2 separate regions of the Homo sapiens genome follow, and region 1 is linked to region 2. A link is an interaction called in ENCODE POLR2A ChIA-PET data of the cell type or tissue named here. Cell type or tissue: MCF 10A. All regions are shown on one strand. Links, peaks and the distances in the headings refer to the core of each region. The heading gives the core; the rest is flanking DNA. Region 1 overlaps FSTL4 (follistatin like 4). Region 2 overlaps FSTL4 (follistatin like 4).

Region 1 (5,371 bases), core at 143-5,142, 51 kb after region 2:
GTAATATTTGAGTGGACAGGAAGGCAGGTGGGCACCTCGGCTGTCAAACTGAAAGAATCCCCTCAGAAAGCCTAGCTCGGTGCCCTGTACAGTCCCCTCGACAGCTATTTTTTGAGGGCCCACTGTGCACCAGGACTGTGACAGGCACACAGGGCACAAGCCTCCCTGCCCTCCTCTGCAGAGCTCACATTCTGCAGGGGAAGACAGACAGCAAACAAGGTAAGTACAGAAAGCAGCAGGCGGCACAGCAGTGCGTCCACAGGAGGCGCCAAGCAGGGTGTGGGGAAGAGGTTAGGCTCCAGAAATGGGGCTGCCAGACAAGGTTGGAGCAGACTTGCAGGAGAGGGAGACAGACAGACAGCCTGGGAGGAGGGGAGCATGCCTGGCACACTAGAGCAACAGCAAGGGGAGTGTGCGAGGCAGTAGGGTCTGAGAGGGGCTGGCCCCCAGCAAACAAGGCTCTGAGTATGAGGGGCGTGATGTGGCTGGCTCAGGGCAGAGTCTGTGGGCCGGAAGCCGGGGTCCCTGGCATCACCCAGGAAGGTGGCAGCTGGCCAGAGCAGGAGCGATGGAGGTGGTGAGAGAAGACCCCACTCTGAATGAATCTGCAAGGAGAGCCTAGTGTCTCAGCCCCTGGGGAACTGGGCTTTTGTTTTGTTTTCTGGATTGGGGTTTTCAGGGTTTTTTTTTTCCTGAGGATTAAATACATACAAGGTGACGTGTAAGTTCCCGGCACACGGTAACCTCTTGAAGACCGTATGTTGGTATTAATGGGTATCAACCTGAGGTTGATATCTGGGAACAGTGGCCTTGGGACAGCCCTCAGAGCCCAGGGCCCATCTCAACCTGAGGAATGTGGTGGTGCTGATGACTAAACACCACCACACAGGTGGTGATGAGGGCAGGGCCTGCCAGAGCCTGAGGCCAGCTTCAAGGGCCATCATGAGAAGGGGCTGTGGATGTGAAGGCTCAGGAAGGCAGTTTGGAGGGAAAATGCCAGCAGGTCCACAGCGCCAGGCTCCCTGCAAGCAGCTCTGGTTTTTGCCCTCTCGGATGGTGTCTGCCCTGGGACCCACCAACTGGGACGCTGAGGAGTTTCCAAGCCCTGCCACCCTTTTCCCTTTGAAATGGCTGTACCATTTCAGGATGCCATCTCACCACTGAGACTCCAAGCTAAACAGATTTTCCTCCAGACTTAAGTTTTGACACAGGAAACAGCTTAGACTAGAAATATGTCGGTCCCAGAATTGACTAGTCATTAACTTTTCATAAACAACTTAGATATGAACCTTTTATGACTCTTATGATACAGGACAAATCAGCTATCTGGTGTTTTATTTTATCATGGAGGCTTCCGCAGAATGGTAGAAAAGGGCTCTTTGAAGCAGAGCAGTGTTTCACAACAAACTCTCAGGGTTTCCGCAGCCCTCTGCAACATTTTACTTCTTTGAGAGCACTGCTAGGAGTTTTTATCCTGACCCTCCCTGCAAGCAGGCTGCATGTGCTCACCATCTACCTTCCTGCCTTTGCCCTACCCCAAGCTTCACTCTGGGCCGGCACCCCTTCATCCAGCTAATTAGCCAGAAAGTGTCTTTTTTTTTTTTTTTTTTTGGAGGTGGGGTCTCGCTCTGTCACCCAGGCTGGAGTGCAGTGGCACAATCTCAGCTCACTACAACCTCCGCCTCCCAGGTTCAAGCAATTCTCCTACCTCAGCCTCCTGAGTAGCTGGGACTACAGGCGCCCGCCTCCACGCCCAGCTAATTTTTTTGTTTGTTTGTTTGTTTTGTATTTTTAGTAGAGACAGGGTTTCACCATGTTGGCCAGGCTGGTCTCAAACTCCTGACCTCAAGTGATCCACCTGCCTCGGCCTCCCAAAGTGTTGGGATTACAGGCATGAGCTACCATGCCCGGCTCAGAAAGTGTCTTTAAGGGGTTTCGGGACCATTGTGGCCGGGCCCTCTGGAGTGTTAGCAAGAGAGAACATCAGCATTTCAGGAACAGGAGCTCACATGAGTATCAGCGGAGGACCCAGGGAGCTGCCCTCAGCTGCTTTTAGCCCTCATGCCACCACGGCCTTCTCTCCTGCCACCAGAATGCTTCTGTGGGAAAAGGGAGCTCAGAAAGGGCCAGGGAAAGGCAGGAGGGATGATTTGGTGTTTTCTCCAGGGGTCAAGAGGAGTTTTGCATCTTCTGCTAATAATAACAAGAAAAATAACATCCCCTGTGTATATCATGCATCCCACATTCAAAAATACACTCACATGCATTTTCTCACCGGATCTCCCAACACCACATAAGGCAGGCAGGCCGTATATATTGTCCACAATTTACAGGTGGAGAAGCCAGTGCCCAGAGAGACTGGGTACATTGGTCAATGGCAGAGCTCAAGCTAAATCCTGGATGTCCTGAGTTCCCATCACTCCCCACAGATGACAGTGCACAACCCCCTTGCTCATTAGTGAGCCTGGGCCTTCTCTGTACCATCAGCTCTGAGCACCATATCCTGGGAAATGTTTGGTAGCCAAGGCCCAACCTGATGAGGGCTCTCTGTAGAAAACGGGTAATTCCAATTCCTGGCATGTCTGTAGTTGGTGCCTGGAAGGGCCAGCATTGGGCACAGGTCTGCAAAAGGGAATGCAGCTGACTGGGCAAGTGCTTGGTGCCCAGTGCTCATCAGGGGACTCTGATGCAGCCAAAAGCCCCTCCTGCCCATCCCTCCTCTGTGCACTGGCCCAGTAAGACCCCATCGTGTGAGGCTGCAGAGATGACAGTGCTGAGGCTTATTGAGCCATTTCCTGTGGAACCCATGGGCATCCGCCCTTCCTAGTGCTCTTTGATGTTCCTGCCCTGGTTTTTTTGTTTGCCCCATTTTCCCTTTAGTTCTATTTCCCTTCCCTTGGGTTACCAAGATCTCTGCAAGCAGCCTGAAATCATGCTGGGATTGAGGTGGGATCTAAACCATAGGCAGGCCAACTGCAGCCCATGGGCCAAATCCAGGCCACCAACTTTAAATAAAACTTCAGTGGAACACAGCCACGTTCATTAATTTATGTGTCTTGAAGGCTATTTTCATGCTGTAGTGGCGGAGTTGGGTATTTGGCAGAAACTGTGCTACCCATGAAGCCAAAAATATCTGCTCGCTAGCCCCTTAAGAAAGTCAGCTAACCCCCGCTCTAAACAAGGCCTGGCCTCCGGAAACAGAGCTGCTCATCAGGTGAGCAACACCCCTGAGAATCAAGCAGGCAGCCGGTAAATGGGGGGACACGTGGGCCTAGTTGCTTGAAATTGAGAGGGCGTGTGCTGGGGGATGTGTTCAAACCGGGCCTCGTGGAGGAGGGGCCAGGTACACAAGGCCTTAAACAGATGCAGAGGTCTGGGCCCACAATGTGGAGGCAAGATGGGGTTGCTGCTGCCCAGGACGGCTCACCCCTGCAGACAGCTCTGGCTGAGCAAGGGCCAGGCAGAAAGGAACTCTCTCCCAGCTGCAGGATTTCTGGAAAACCAGGAGACAGCTATGGTTTCCAGCCCGTTCAATAAAGAGGCCAGTCTCATCGTCATCTTTGCCCTGTGCAGGACTTTGGAGAGGATGATTCCCTGTACATCACCAAGGTGACCACCATCCACATGGGCAATTACACCTGCCATGCTTCCGGCCACGAGCAGCTGTTCCAGACCCACGTCCTGCAGGTGAATGGTTAGTAAATGGCTCCATGCATGTTGTCCCCTCATAGCCTCCCCAAACTGCTGCTCAGATCAACCCTCGCCCCCTCCTGTATTCTGTCTTCTTAAAGAAATATCTAACCCCAAAATATATCATCTCTCTTATAAGTAAAGGGGAACCGTGTGGAAAGGGCAAAGTCTGTTGACCAATTTTCATATTTGGCTCCACCCAAAGCCTCCACAGGTGAAACAAATCCAAGTGCCATGGCGTGAGCCATTCAGGCCAGTCACGCTCAGCAGCTGGGGCTGCCACAGACAGTGTGGAGCATGGAGCATGCCCCTTAGGCAACACAGTGCTGGTGAGCCGCTGTGGCCTCTGGGTCTAGTGCGAGCAGAAACTGAAATCCACCACTCCTTCCAGGTGGTATGGAACCATATCACTTGTTCAATTAGGAGGCTCTATTTCCTCCGACAAGGGCTTGTGTCCGTCTCCCTCCCCAGGAGGCCCAATGAGCCTCATCTTAGCCAAGCCAGGACAGAAACTGAGGCTTGGAAGCTTTTCCTTGATTCTCACAGGCCCTGTGTTGCCAGGAGTCCCAGAAACTGAAGAATTCACTGCCTCCTGATGACAGTAGCCAGGGTTTTCCCAGCACTTGCCTTGGTCAGTCCCTGTACTCAGCCCTTCACATGGACCTTCCCATCCACGTATCTTAATCCAGTTCATGGATGATTTGCTAAAAAAGGTCACTTGCCTGGGGTCACACAACTGCTGGGTGTTGCTCTGGATCCAGACCCCATACTCTGACCTCTAGGTCACACTGCTGGCTGCCTCAACCTCGTCTGATGAAATAGAATATGTATATAATGCTTGGGAAATGCCTGGCAGAGGATGTAGTTCACAGTCCAAGGTAGGGTAGATACGGGGGTGATTGTTGGTGTAACTCAAGCCAAATTTAGCTATATTTGGTGGACACAGATGGTCAGAGCTGGTGGCCCCTCAGAGAGCCTCCTTCCCATTATACAGTTTGGAAAATCAAGACCCAGAGAAAACGTTCAAGCCAAGAATAGAATATAGGCTGCTTCTCCCTGGAGCTGCCACACTGCCAGCAGTGGGGTCAAGATTCCATGCACAGGCGGGGCCACCACCTTCTGGGACTTCCCCTTCCATGACTCTGCCCTGATTTGGTTGACTAAAGAAACCATTCCAGCAACTACTTCCTCTCTCAAATTATTAGTATAACTTGCCCATAGCCCAGACCTCCCAGAGATGCGGCCCGAGCACTGACGTGATTTATAACTTTGGGTAAACCTCTTGCATTGCTTTCATAGGAAGGAAAAAGAAATCAGACATAAATGATTAATCCATTAAATTAAAAACACCCTTGACCTCCCCACAGTTCAGACAAGTAGCGATTCATTCCCAAAAACACAATAATAACCTCCTGAATCTGTTTATTACTCCCGCATGCTACTTTCGTGACTGTGCCTCTTAAGGATCTATTTACGCTGCCTTTCACATTGGGAATGGTCGGTGTTTCCCAAAGACAGCGGGCCTTTGTGTTATGGATGCAAATATTTTCACTTGAAGATTTTCAAATTTAAGAGAAAATGAGGCCGGTGTGCTGGCTCACGCCTATAATCACAGCACTTTGGGAGGTTGAGGCTGGATCGCTTGAGTCCAGGAGTTCGAACCCAGCCTGGCCAACATGGT
Region 2 (5,371 bases), core at 61-5,060:
CTGTGTTTGGTCTTGTGGGTACTGAATATGAAGCTGTTTCCAGATGAACAGCAACATCGCTCCAAACAGTTCAATTCAGTGAGCGGGCCAGGAGTGGGGCCTGGGCAGACCCAGACAGGCCTGGGAGGGGCAGGCAGCAGCCTCTCCCTGGCTGTGCTGCTGAGGGTGCCTGGGGCTCCCTGTCCCACCATGGGGGACCCCCGGGACAGAGGGGCCTCTACTACAGGGCCCCTGCAGCCTGTCTCCAAAACTCTCATCTAAGGCCTGCAGAGTCCGCAAAGCCCCACCCTCAGAAAGGTTAAGTCACTCACTCCCAGGGCTACCTAGTTAGTAAGAGGTGGGGCTGGAATACTCAAAATACATTAATCATTTTTTAAAATAATAATTGTTCTTTACTGAGGCATTACTTTGTGCCAGGCACTACGTTAAATCATTTATATTATATGTAGTTCAGTCCTCAAACAGGTACTATTAGTAACCCCAGTTTACAGATGAGATGACTGAGGTTGGGCAATAGCACAGCTGGGATTAAATCCAGGCAAGTCCAAGTCCAAAACAAACAGCCTTTCTCTGCTTTCCTGAGGCAGGAGATTGGGGATAAGGCATGAGGGAGAGATGCAGAGTGCTTGTGATGTGGCAGTCATGGAAGGCAGGCTCCCTGGAGGAGGTGGTGTTTGGCATTTGAATGGCATCCAGAAGGATGTGTGTGATTGGAGTAAAGGGCAGGAAGAACAGTGGGAGCAAAGAAAGACACTGAGGCTGGAGGACACAGAATACATTCAAGAAACGGCACTGCTGTCATCCTAGAGCAGAGTGCGGGCAGCAGGAGGCAGTGGGGACCACAGTGTCAGGTCAGTCAGACTATAGAGGCCTGGAATGAGAGGCCAAGAACAGCCATCCAAAGCTCTGGGCAGGGGAGAAGCAGATCCAGGGCTGAGCTGGTTGGGATGCCTATGCCTGCATCTTAGGAAATGAAATGACCCAACTGCGGCCTCCATCATAGGCCAGCACCCAGGTAGCATCCTGAGCCACTGCTGATTTAAGAGATGTGCATGCAGCTGTCATTCACAGACTCCCAGCAATAGTGTTCACCTCCTCGGTAGAATAGTCACCTACAAAGCATTTTTTTTTTTTTTTTTGAGATGGAGTCTCGCTCTGTCACCCAGGCTGGAGTGCAGTGGTGCGATCTCAGCTCACTGCAAGCCCCACCTCCTGGGTTCATGCCATTCTCCTGCCTCAGCCTCCCGAGTAGCTGGGACTACAGGCGCCCGCCACCACACCTGGCTAATTTTTTGTATTTTTAGTAGAGACGGAGTTTCACCATGTTAGCCAGGATGGTCTCGATCTCCTGACCTTGTGATCCACCCGCCTCAGCCTCCCAAAGTGCTGGAATTACAGGCGTGAGCCACCGCGTCCGGCCAACCTACAAAGCTTTAACACACTGAAAGCAGAGGATTTCTGCCTGAAAAGCACTGGTATTTGGACTTGTGAACATAAAGATGGGAATGCAACCAGGCAATGCAGGGGCTGCCTAGAGTCAAGGGTTTGTTTTTAAGTAAGAGAGACAGAATGATATTTACAATCAGTACTTCTCAAATTAGGTTTTCTTTTTATGGGATTGAAAATTCTCCATTCAAGCCCCATGGAGAGATGTGGTCTGAGGGCAGCATTGAGGCGATCAGTGTGTCTTAAAACTTCCAGACGCTCACAGACACTTAAAGTAAAAACAGAGAGAAACAAAATTGTTTCCAAAAAGCAGCAAAGAAGGCTGATCTGCTTGTTAGGATCCTTGCAGTCCACTGTGGGCCAGCTCAGATGCCACCTCCTCCAGGAAGCCCTCCCTAAGTCCCCTGCCTGCAGTCCTACCTTGCTTCAGATGCATAGTGGAGGGTCCCCAATGTGATGATGTGGCCTCCAGCTGGGGCAACATCCATGGGCTCCAGAGAGCCACAGGGGTCATGAGTTGACTTTTTAAGCCTTTTGAACCATAGCCTATGGGTGAGAAGAAAGGTTTTTGTCAAGATTGAAGAGGCGATTAACTTGTAGCGGGTGGATGTACATCAAAAACGTGCTCCACAGAAACAAGATCTCTTCAGAAAAAGTTAGGTCTCATTGCAAGTGTTTTTACATGCCTGAATGTGGAGATCTGGGTAGGGCCTCCAAAGCTCTAAGGTCCGTTGTCCCTCTCTGTTAGTACCTAGCAAGTGTTAACCGTGTGCCTGATACATGCTAAATACTTTTCACATATTCAGTCCTCACTAAAAGTCTATGAGGCAGATTCTGAGTCCCATTTTAAAGAAGAGGAAACTGAGGTCCAGAGAGGTTAAGAAATTTGCCCAAGGTTGCATAGTCAGTAAATGGTGGAGTTGGGATTAGAACCCAGGCTCCTAAGCACTGCACAACATCACACCCAGGGATGCTTAGAGGTCAGCCTTGTGTCGTGACCATGTCACACACACACCTAGGTTGCAAGTGCCATGGACACAGGGCAGGTCAGATTCTGCTGTGCTCAGGCACCCAGGACAGGGCTTGGCACAGAGCTTAGTTATTGGTGCCCTGGCAGGTGGGGCCACCGATCCAGCTCCCTTCCTAGGACTTCGTGCTCTGGGCAAGTGGTCAACCCTGAGAGTGCTGACAGCCCAGTGGACAGGTCTTGGCAAAGTCTATGCCTGGGCGTGGCCTAGCCTGCAGGCCCATCCTGAGGTTTATGGAAAGTGAATCACCAAACCGGGCCAGGTGGTGCTGAGCTGGGTGCAGCTGGGGCAGCGAAGGAGCCATTGGACCTCATAGTCTGAGTGATCCTCAGAGACTGACTCGCCAGGGAGTTTTGTGTGACTGACTGACTCCACAGCTGGGAGCTTTGTGTGACTTCCTCACAGAGGAAGATCACGTGAGATGAGTGAGGGAGGCTCCTTGTGGTGGCAGGACATGCCCTTGGCCTTGGAGGAAACAGGGAAATCATTCCTTTGGAACTGTTAAGAGGAAAATGTGAGAATTCAGATCCTACTCCATGGCAGTTCTGAGGGTAATATTTTAGGGCCAAGGGAATGGGGCACCTTTCCTGCCCAAGTCAGAGAGAACCTTTGGTACCAGAGGCAGCCTTCAGGGAAAGGCTAGGGTCCCAGCCAGCTGGCACCTGACTGAACCTCACTTGAGCTGTATGTGTTCCCCTCATTCTGCCAGGACACTGGTCAAAGCTGAAATATTATTACTATTACAAGATTTTAGCAGTGCCACCTCCATCAAGATTTCCATTTGTCTTCTCGCTTCTCTTCTCATTGTTTACAAATATTTCTTGACTTCTCTCTCTTCTTTCAAACAGTGCCCTGCCCATTTATAATCAGAAGACAAATAAACTTTGTGCAAATCTCCCTGTTCCCTCATGAACTAGCCAGGCATAGAAGGGGCAACACCAAGGGTGTGCCTATTGACTCAATGCCATGTTTTGACCACTCTCAGGGCCGCCCAGTGGGGCTTCCATAGCATCACCTATCATCTTGTGCCCACTTACTCCAGAGCCTTCGCTGGCTCCCTATTTCCCACCTCACCAAGTCTGAGCACCTCTGCCTGCTCGTTAGGTCTCGTGCCCTAGCCAGTCCTTTCACAGCACCCTGACACCCTACTCAGCCTGTCTCTTCCCGTGGGTCTGTTTACTCCCCTACCCTACCCCAGGACTTCCTCCAAGCAAAAAGCTAATATGTTAAGGAAGGCAAGGACCATGTCAGATATCCTCCAGCATCTGACACCGAGCATCCTCTCCAACTTGAGACAGTTTATAATCATTTCAAAGTAGAGAATGCCAAGAAGACTGGCCTGTGGGGGTTCATCCAAATCTTGGATGCCTGAATCTTCTCCAGGAGGGTTGCCCAAGGACTTAAGAAAAAGAGCGAGTGTCCAAGGCAGAGTCCAAGGAGTGGTTCCAGAGCAGCACATGCCAGGGGCTGTGTCTGCACAGGTTGAGTGGGAAGAGGAAGAGGATAATGGCAAGGATGTAGAGGGAGGAGACTGCCCGGGCAGGCACTGCTCACATCAGCAGGGCGTCAGCAGCAAAACTACTGCTGCCCTCTGCCCACTCCTTCCCCTCCCTCCAGTCCCACTTCTGCCCTGAGGGGCATCTGTCTTAGGATCAAGAAGAAATGTCACACTCCAACAATTGAAGGATAGTGTTTTTAATGACTTGACTCACTCTAATTAGAGGAAGCAACACTTTGATTAGCAGCAGTCTGACCTGGGAGCATGGACTTGTGAGAATTGCTCCTTATGATGTGCTTGGAGTTCCAAATTTGCAGATGGTCTCTCTGAGGTTGGGGCTGGATCAGCGTGAGAGAAGGGACAGTGCTGGGCAGCCCCCTCCCACATCTGTGGAGATAACATCTTGCCTTCTACATGTGTCTCCTGGTCTTTGCCTGATATGGTTTGGTTCCATGTCCCCACCCAAATCTCATGTTGAATTGTAATTCTCAATGCTGGGGGAGGGACCTGATGGGAGGTGATTGGATCATGGGATCAAATTTCCCCCTTGCCACTCTCATGATAGTGAGTTTCCACAAGATCTGATGTTTTCAAAGTGTGTAGCACTTCCGCCTTTGCTCTTTCTCTCCTGCTCTGCCATATTAAGACATGCTTGCTTCCCCTCTGCCTTCTGCCATGATTGTAAGTTTCCTGAGGCCTCCCAGCCATGCTTCCTGTACAGCCTGAGGAACTGTGAATCAACTAAATCTCTGTTCTTCATCAATAACCCAGTCTCAGGTAGTTTTTTATAGCAGTGTGAGAACAGACCAATATATTGCCCTACACCCATGCAGTGCTGTGAGCCAACAGCCCACTGTCCAATTCCTCATAATGGTTTCTATGAGCCACTGCCCCTGGCAAATGCACCTTATGGTCAAACATCTCCAGGGCCTGCTCTCAATTCTACCCCAAGCAGCACTAGAATTTCCTTACCCCTGGGGATCTGCTGCCCCAGGTCTGTATAGGAAGGAATGCCACCATGTGTCTGGCATTATTTGGGATGAACAAGAAGGTGAGAGAGAGAAGTGGAAAGCAGACTGTCCCCCTGGATCTGGACCATGTAATAGACTCCTCACCAGCTGTGTCTCTTGTATTGCTTTCTTTGTCACTTGCCAATGGACACATCTTTCCAAGACAGGGCCCAGGTCACTGTCCACCATTTGGACAAGGGCCAGCCCCACCAGATGGAGTCTCAAGGCACGGCATGGCCCCGTTAGAGCCTTGGAGAACACTGCCACACACACACACACAGACACACACACACACACACACACACGCTAGGCTTAAAGGCCCAGAGGACCCCAGGAAGCGCAGCACACCTTTAGGATGCAAACGGTTCAGGACACCCAGTTTCTCCACC

The links. Peaks named below come from ENCODE experiments on the same cell type or tissue, not always from the same donor. Only the 100,000 strongest peaks of a DNase experiment are listed, where the experiment ranks them.
Region 1: POLR2A ChIA-PET joins it to region 2 with 10 read pairs; 2 of 35 experiments call an interaction of 5 or more read pairs at or near these places.

Annotation. Positions count from the first base shown.
Region 1 is chr5:133,231,740-133,237,110 of GRCh38, reverse strand. It overlaps FSTL4 (follistatin like 4), which reads left to right. Exons shown (of 16, transcript NM_015082.2): 8 at 3,574-3,694. Among named protein-coding and RNA genes, the nearest start is that of FSTL4-AS1, 22 kb to the left of the region's middle. RefSeq lists an enhancer at 627-1,491. In MCF 10A, for the core only: no CTCF peak of the experiment used is centred there; no DNase peak of the experiment used is centred there.
Region 2 is chr5:133,283,156-133,288,526 of GRCh38, reverse strand. All of the region lies in intron 6 of FSTL4 (follistatin like 4), which reads left to right. Among named protein-coding and RNA genes, the nearest start is that of FSTL4-AS1, 29 kb to the right of the region's middle. In MCF 10A, for the core only: a CTCF peak has its summit at 812 (motif pointing right); DNase peaks (open chromatin) are centred at 836 and 2,706.